Regions from separate parts of the Homo sapiens genome. Here region 1 is linked to region 2. The links are chromatin contacts, found by Hi-C or POLR2A ChIA-PET in ENCODE. All regions are on one chromosome and are shown on one strand. Each heading gives the region's core, a stretch centred on a gene start or an enhancer-like site at or near the end of the contact. The rest is flanking DNA. Distances are from core to core; before and after follow the strand shown.

The links. A loop is a pair of places that touch in the nucleus more often than their neighbours do. ChIA-PET counts read pairs that join two places held with the same protein, here RNA polymerase II (POLR2A). Pooled maps may share reads with other maps.
Region 1: a pooled map shows a loop between it and region 2 (2.0-fold over the local background). The contact joins the promoter of PER1 here to the enhancer-like site in region 2. A Hi-C loop is called at or near these places in 3 of 168 maps with a recorded cell type or tissue (GM12878, chondrocyte and mammary epithelial cell), 7 of 37 single-sample maps with no recorded cell type and 14 of 50 pooled maps. POLR2A ChIA-PET finds 5 or more read pairs at or near these places in 7 of 52 experiments (BJ, HEK293T, MCF 10A and 3 more).

What each region holds. Positions count from the first base shown.
Region 1 is chr17:8,149,939-8,154,331 of GRCh38, forward strand. It overlaps PER1 (period circadian regulator 1), which reads right to left and starts at 2,466. Exons shown (of 23, transcript NM_002616.3): 1 at 2,399-2,466; 2 at 494-907; 3 at 281-379; 4 at 33-187. The coding sequence starts at 768. RefSeq lists enhancers at 1-620, 1,090-1,199, 2,413-2,707, 4,339-4,393, 4,371-4,393 and a silencer at 1,360-1,459.
Region 2 is chr17:8,055,124-8,059,107 of GRCh38, forward strand. No RefSeq gene overlaps it. Among named protein-coding and RNA genes, the nearest start is that of ALOX15B, 18 kb to the left of the region's middle. RefSeq lists enhancers at 2,554-3,071, 2,555-2,624. Within about 2 kb of position 1,433, at least 12 of the 41 ENCODE cell types and tissues checked have a DNase peak (open chromatin) inside an H3K27ac peak, as active enhancers do.

The DNA.
Region 1 (4,393 bases), core at 1,216-3,715, 96 kb after region 2:
CAGGCCATTCCCTCTTGGGACACACCACTTACCCTGCACCTGCTTGACACAGGCCAGTGCGTACTGCAGCGTGGCCAGGGTCCCAGAGCGGCCCTTGCCCCGGCGCTCTGGCGGCAGTCGAAGCTTGAGCTCTCGAAGTGCTGTCATGAGTTCCTTCTGAGTCCTTGCCCGGGCTGACTGTTCACTGCTGCGGGGCCCACAGGGAAGAAAGAGATAAAGACATTAGTCCCAGAGTGTGGCCTGGGCCCCCAGACCTCTCCTCCAGCCTCACCCGACGTACCTGCAGCCACTGGTGGACGGGTTGTCCTGCTCTGAGCTGGCACTCAGGAGGCTGTAGGCAATGGAACTGCTGGGTGGGGATGGGCTCTGAGAGTTTGTGCTAGGAGACAGCAACAGGCCCAGTTACAGGTAGGGCCAGCAGTGCGAGGCCTGTCACCCAGCTCTGCCTGCTCACAAGACCATTCCTAGACCCAACATACACATCCATACACACCTCTTGCTGCTCTCAGTGGTCTCCAGCAGGGCTGAGTCCTTGCCGTTGCCTGAGGAGGAGCTGTGTGAGCTCCGCTGAGATGCGCCTCTAGACTCATGCCCGTTGGACTCATTGCCACTTGAACCATTGCTGTTGGCATCGGTGTCATCGGCCAGGCTGGGGCCTGGGCAAGGCCGGTGCTGTGGGGGCCCAGGGGATGGGACGCCCCCAGGACAAAATGATTCCCCAGGCCTGGGGTCCCCTCCCCCATCAGCCCCTTCTAGGGGGCCACTCATGTCTGGGCCATGGGGAGAACAGAACAGAGAAGGCAGAGAGGCCACCACGGATGCACGAGGGGGCCTGGAGGCTTGGCTGAGGGAGTGAGGTGGAAGATCTAAGTCTCTGAGGGTTGAGAAGTTCGATCACAGCCAGTACCTGGAGAGGGAGACCAGGAAGCAGGGCTTGCAGAAAGCTGGTTTAACTCCAGAGCACCTGCTGGCTTCACTCAGACCTTCCCCCTGCCTGGCCTCCTGCAGGACTGATGGGAGTGGAACCCAGGCCTGGGGCTTCCAATGGGGAGTCAGGATGTCTCCTGTACCCTTAGGGGGACTGCCAGCGGGAGAAGGTTCTCCGGGGCCTTCCTTCACATCCCCTGCCACCATGGCCTGAGCAGTCAATGAGAACCACGGCTGTAGACAAAAACCTGGACACTTCCCATTCCCAAGTTCCCATTAGGTGTCCACTCTGCCTGGGCCTCCAAGGCCTCGGAGCAGGAGGTGAGCTGGTCGCCTCCTATATTTAGGCCTCCAGGCTAATTTTATCCGGGGGCGGTGCCACCCCCGCTGCACATGCGCGCCGACGTGCGCGGCCCCACCACGCGCTTCCGCCGCCGCCACGGTCGCCAGGGAAACCGACGTCAGCTGCTGAGCTCAGCGGTTGCTGGAGGGACCACAGGAGGGCGGGAGGAGCGACCCCTCCCCCATTTCCCGGCGGAAGTGGGGGAACGGCCCACTCTCACACTGGTGGGCGCGGCCGGGGGGGTCACGCATCCCTTACATATCCCCAGTCCCAGGATGGCTCGGTGGCCGTAAGAAGTGGGACGGCCTATTAGGATCCCAGGGTTGGTCCTGGCTTCCCCAGGACGAAGCACAACGGCCACTGCCCTCGGCGCAAAAGCCCCTCAACCTGACTCTCGCCTGGATCCCAGTCATTCTGGTCAAGACAACACAACCTTTCCTTCTTTAGCCCCTGCGCTGCTTCCCCACCACAAGGACCGAAGCCGGCAACCTGCCATCGTCAAGGACCCGAGGATCCTCTCTCTTCAGTCCCCTACTTTTCTGGCCAGACCCCCCCACCAACCCCAAGCCTTGGGCAGAAGACACACAACAGCCAACAGATCTTTCTTCCCCTACTCCCCGTCCAACCACACCCCTACTACTGAGCATTTTCTGAGCGCCAGGGGAAAAGGGAAGGTTGTGGCCAACAGCAGGAACCAGCGCTGGGAACGGGATGTTCTAGTCCGAAGTGGGCTGACATCACAGGCGGCGCAGGGCCAGGGACTGGAGAACAGAGACACGGGGAGCGCTGAAAGCCTAATAGGGTCCTGGTACCGGGGCAAACCTGGGGCCCCTCGAGTAACGAGCAAGAAGACCGGGGCATGCCCGCTGAGAGTCGGCTGTGGGGCCGGGAAAGCTGGGACGGGGAGGTGGGGACAAGCTGGAGGTAAGATGAGTGGGTCAGGAGTGCAGACTCCCGGTGCAAGATTTCGAGGAGGACTTCGGTCCTTGGGGGCAGGGAGAGGGTGGGTAGCGGTAAGGACGACAGTGTGCCCTCTGCCTGGGCCGAAAGTAGCCCATCAGATTGGAAGTGGCAGCGGTCCGGCTCAGGGACGGAGATCGGCCCCAGGATGGCCGCAGAGATGCCTACCTGGTCGCAGGAGTGTCCTCCGCACGCCTGCCCGCCGCCGCTCCAGCCCGCAGCCGAGTGGAAGCTCCACCGGGCGGGCGGGGAGGCGGGTTGCATAATGCCGGGCACTGCCCCCTCATTGGCCTCTTGCCGACGGAGCCGCAGGCCCCGCCCCCGATTGGCTGGGGATCTCTTCCCGGCGCCTGATTGGCTAGTGGTCTCCACTAAGGTCAGGGCTGTGTCACACACACGGGCGCACGTGGACCTGGGTGCTGGTGCTGGGCTGAAGAGCCCCAGACACCGCCCAGCCAATGGGCGCAGGACGCTTGCACATTGAATAATGGAAGGGAGGAGAGAGGGAGATACGCTGCGCCTCTTTAGGGAAAAAGCCCGGCCCGGGGTAGGTGCTCAAGACTTGTCTACTTCCTGAACGCACTAGCCTTGCAGAACACAACATCTTGGCATCTTCGCCTTTCCAAGGGTGAGGAAAAGGAATGGCGCTGCAAGTTAGGCCACGCTGGATGAGATGGGTGGTCCTTGAGAGGAGGGGAGAGACAGAAACCTGCCTGGGCCTCTCCTGGGTTCCTTTCCCAACCTTGTTCCCTCCCAACCTTCGTTCTACATAATGAAGCCCTTTAACCGAAGCACTTCCTCTGACACTTCAAATCCTGGGAGAGGACAGTTAAGGGTCCACGTGTGACCGGTGGGTGAGTGGGTGGAGGAAGGATGCGGACAATGGAAGGGGCAACCAGAGCCAATAGTGGCTGTGAAGGGAAACAATGGCAGGTGCTTCTATGGCCACTCAGAGACAAGGTCTCCGGGCAGCCTACGTGGTGTCTAGTACTTTCCTCCAGAGGACGCAGCCACCCACAGTTAAAGCTGCCCCAAAAGTGGGGGCCAGGAAGCCAGGACTACAGAGGGACCAAGGGGATGGCCCAGAGAAGAGGCCAGCTGGGGCCCTAGACAGAGAAATGTGGGGTGGCAAGGGCTTCATATTTCCACTGCTTGGAAAAGAGAAAGCCAAACTCCAGGGGCCCAGACGGAACGTCATCTGTCTCATTCACTGTAGTCTCCAGAGCCCAGGACAGGACCTGACACATGGCAAGTGATCGATAAACATGATTTTTTTTTTTTTAAACAAGGATAGGTTGGGGAGGTGGGAAAAGAGTGTCAACAGGAGAAAGGGGGCTGGGAATTCTGATTCTCTAAAAGAGATGAGTAGTCCTAGAAAGAGAACAGGGGCACGATTTGCAGGCAATAAAATGTTAGTCTGGGCTCAGGAGAGCTGCAGTTACACAGCCCCCTCCATCCAGGACCGTGATGAGTAGTTCCTCGCAGGGCTCCCTGGAAACGTGGGTAGTAGATGAACAGGCCTCCAAGCAGCTGCTGACATAATCATTGTGGGGGCACTCCCCTCACTGTCACGTGGCCTAAGCTTTCCTGAACAATGAGGGAAGGGTGAAGGGGAGGGCTCTGTGGAAAAGCTGAGACAAGATCGTGTTATAAATTAACCCAGAAAAATCGAAACAGGAAAACAAAAGATTCAGGAGCCTGGAGGCCGGGCGCGGTGGCCTGTAATCCCAGCACTTTGGGAGGCCCAGGCAGGCGGATCACCTGAGGTAGCGAGTTCGAGACCAGCCTGACCAACATGGAGAAACCCCGTCTCTATTAAAAAAAAAAAAAAAGATTCAGGAGCTTGGATTCTCAGTCTCCTCTCCCTGAAAATGATCCTCTCCACCCCAACTCATACTGTGGCTTTGGCCTTATCTCGTTTGCAGATACCTCTTCCCTGGAAACATGGTTTTTCTCCCCCTTCAGGGATTTAGGTGTGATCTCCCCTAACCCAGGCAGTCCTTGATCTCCCGCCTCCATCTCCCTGTCTTTTGCATAGACAAAAGGCTCCAGCCCTCCAGCAGCCCCCGCTTGCTCCCAAGACTCTTGTTGTCCTGCTTCACCGTCCCCACAGTAACCAGGCCCTGCTGCCGTCAATGGAGGCGAGGGGGCGGGAGACAGCAG
Region 2 (3,984 bases), core at 183-2,682:
GGAACAGCCTTGTTAAGAAAAATTATCCAAAACTGATGAATAGAATCAAGAGGACAACTGCCTGTCCTTTTAAAGATGTTTTCTTTTCTTTAATTTTTGGTTTTCCTTCTTTCTTTTTTTTGGGGGGGTGGTTTCTGGTTTTTGAGACAGAGTCTCACTGTGTCACCCAGACTGGAGTGCAATGGTGCCATCTCAGCTCACTGCAACCTCCGCGTCCCGGGTTCAAGAGATTCTCCTGCCTCAGCCTTCCAAATAGCTGGGATTACAGGCACCCACCACCACACCCGGCTAATTTTTGTATTTTTAGTGGAGACGGGGTTTCGCCATATTGACCAGGCTGATCTCGAACTCCTGACCTCAAGTGATCCTCCCACCTCGGCCTCCCAAAGTGCTGGGAGGGATGCTTTATTTTCTAGCACGGCATACCACTGTTTGACTTTTCTGTGTGTTATTAATAAAGGCCTCGATTTATGTGAAGTTCATGTAAATGATTTGTTCCTTTTTTTAAAAGCAAATAAACTGGAGATTATAGTTCATTGCTCTGTAGAATGTTGACTAGTTTCATATCTAACCCAACAATCGTGTCCTAACATTCCTTTATTAAATTGCCTGTAAGTGCCCGGCTCCTCAATTGTTCTTGAAACCAGCATGACCATCTGGCTGAGTCGAATAAAATATTTGACTTGTGAACATTCTAATTTGTATGAACCATGTTTTTAATTTGTTTGAAATCCCTCCCAGGGTGGAGGGAGAGCTGCTTGTGCCACCCCAGAACAGTGCCTAGAACCCCAATCCCTTCTTCTCTCTGCCAGGTCCTCTTCCAGCCTCCTCTTTATCTTTGTGCCCGCCTTCCCCTCACCGCACCCCCATCCATGTTGGACATCCCAGGGGTGCCTTTGCTCACTACCCCAGGGAATGAGAAACAGACTCTTCTGTCCCCACCCGCATCCCCCACTGACCTAAGAAGGTGCTGAAGCCTGGGACAGAGACAAAAGTGGCAGAAATGGAGAGGGATGTGTGGGTTGAAATAGGGGGCTTGGATGTGGGCCCAGGTGGTTGAGGACCAGCCTACACTGTGCCCATTTAAAGATTAATAGTATATGCTTTAGAATAGTGCTTTACTAATATGATTATGAATCATAAGTATAATAGCTTGTGCTTAGTACAACAATAAGAGAATCAGGCGGTGAGCTTGCTTGACTGACCACAGAGTGGAACAAACAACCACAGGAAGTCTGCGGAGCCTCTGAGCAAGAAAGTTGGCTTATTGCTCAACCTTCCACTTGAGTGCCTGAACAAAGGTCTCATGGGAAGGGAAGCGACCCCTGCTCCATTACCCGGGAGGGTACTGCAGGAGGCTGCTGGTAAAAGAGGAGAAGTCCTCTGCAGTAGGGTTAAGGAGGAAGCCTCCTATCTCCCGCATGTTCCCAGAGGCAAAGCAGCTGCTCTGCTGACGGTGCTCAGGCGTTGACCACTCCTTTGATGTACAGGCCTGTGGGTTTGAAGGGCTGTTTGCTTTCACGTCCTGTTCTGTTCTATTAGCCGCTTAGTTGGACTCTGATGATTATCTGTAAGTTAAACATAGAGTATTAGCTTACGTAGTGGAACAGTAAATAGTATTAACTGGCTAATGACCGACACAGCAGGCTCCGCCACCTCTCCCTATGCTCACCCAATGATCACCTCACCATCAGCCCACCCTCAGCCTATAGGATCAAAGGAACTGTACTCAATAAATATCAGTGGAACCCAGAGCTCCTGGCCTTTGCAATCTCCACGTTGCGATGGATCCTTGGACCCACTTTTGTTAACTCTTAAACTTTGTGTCTTTGTCTTTATTTCTTTTCTCATTCCCTCGTCTCCACCGGGAAGGGGAGAGCCTGCGGGTGGTGTATCAGGCAGGTTCCCCTACATCTTTGGCACCCAACACGGTCTCCTTGAACCCAGGTGAAGTTACACCTGAGCGTGGTCGTTGTGAAGAACGGTCTGTCCAGGAACTCCCGAGAACGTGTGGTCGGCCTTGCGGTAAGCTTGTGCACTCGGAGCATTCCAGGGACACCATGGGACAATCCAAAAGTAAACATTCTGCATATTTACATTTTATTAAGCTCCTCTTAAAGAGGGCAGGAATTAAGGCTAGCACAGAAAATTTGATTACTCTGTTTCCAACAGTAGAGCAATATCGTCCTTGGTTTCCTGAACATGGTACCATGGACTTCAAAGATTGGGAACAGGTGGGAATTGCCTTAAAACAAGTTTGTAAGGAAGGAAAATTTATCCCCCTAACAGCCTGGTCAAACTGGGCTATAGTTAAAGCAGCCTCGGAACCGTTTCAATCGGAAAATGAGGCTTATCCTCCAGCAGAAAGAATTTCTGCAGAGGAAGGTGGTGATGCTGCTGAAGGAGGAGAGGATAGTGAAGAAGATTTTGAGGAAAATACAGACAAACCTGGAGATGAGTTAATTTCTTTTGAGGAGCACGTGGGACCTTCAGCTGCTCCTAAAATAGAGAAGCCATATATGCCAAGATGTTTAAAACAAAGAAGGGCCTTGAGGAGCAGTCGGCTCCTCATTGGGATCATCCGGAGTGGCCGCCTCCAATAAAGCAATGTAGCTTGGAGCCTTGGAGGTCTGAATCTCAAATTTGCCCTGTTTCACGAATGAATGAATTGTGGCCTCAGGAACCACGAGCGCATGGTGTAGCACCAGTACAACATAAGGCTGCACTGCCATCTAATGTTAATGAATCGCCATTACAGTTTACTATTCGGCAGGCTAGATTAGCCGGAGATCTTGATGCCTGGCAGTTTGCAGTAGTTTTGCAACCCCCACGACAGCAAGGTGGAGCCCATCAAGCGGTATGGGAACCATTTTCTTTTAAGCTGCTCAAAGATCTTAAAGCAGCTGTTGGTCAGTATGGTCCCAATTCGCCTTTCATCCGATCGCTATTGCAATCTGTGGCTCAGAATAAGCTATTGACTCCGTGTGATTGGGAGATTTTAACGAAAGTTACACTTTCGCCCTCCCAATTTCTTCAGTTTAAGACTTGGTGGACCGACGAGGCTCAAAATCAAGATCGAAAAAACCGTGCTGCTAATCCTGCTATTGCCATTACATTTGAACAACTTCTAGGAATAGGGGGTCAATGGGGAACTGTAAACAACCATCAGGACTTCGAGATGATGCCATTGAACAAATTCGCAATTGCTGTTTGAGGGCATGGGAGAAAATTCAGGATCTGGGAACTACTTATCAGTCTTTTAATTCTATTAGACAAGGCTCAAAGGAACCATATCCTGATTTCATTGCTCGCCTTCAAGACGCAGCACAGAAGGCTCTCACTGATGAAAGTGCCAGGAAGGCCGGGTGCGGTGGCTCATGCCTGTAATCCCAGCACTTTGGGAGGCCGAGGTGGGCGGATCACCTGAGGTCGGGAGTTGGAGACCAGCCTGACCAACATGGAGAAACCCCGTCTCTACTAAAAATATAAAAATTAGCCGGGCGTGATGGCACATGTCTGTAATCCCAGCTACTCAGGAGGCTGAGGCAGGAGAATTGCTTGAACCCAGGAGGCGGAGGTTGCGGTGAGCCGAGATCACGCCACTGCACTCCAGCCTGGGTAACAAGAGCGAAACTCCGCCTCAAAAAAAAAAAAAAAAAAAGAAAGAAAGAAAGAAAGTGCCAGGAAGGTGATTGTAGAATTATTGGCTTGTGAGAATACTAACCCTGAATGCCAGTCAGCTATTCACCCAGTGAAAGGAAAGGTTCCGGTGGGAGTTGATGTGATTAATGAATATATCAGGGCATGTAATGGAGTTGGTGGAATCATGCATAAGGCTATGATAATGGTTCAAGCCACGACAGAGTTAAAAGTGGGAGGTCCAATTAAAAACTTTTCAGGCAATTGTTACAATTGTGGGCAATTTGGACACACAAAAAAGGAACGTAAGAACAAATCGAACAAACAGGCAAGATATAATCAAAT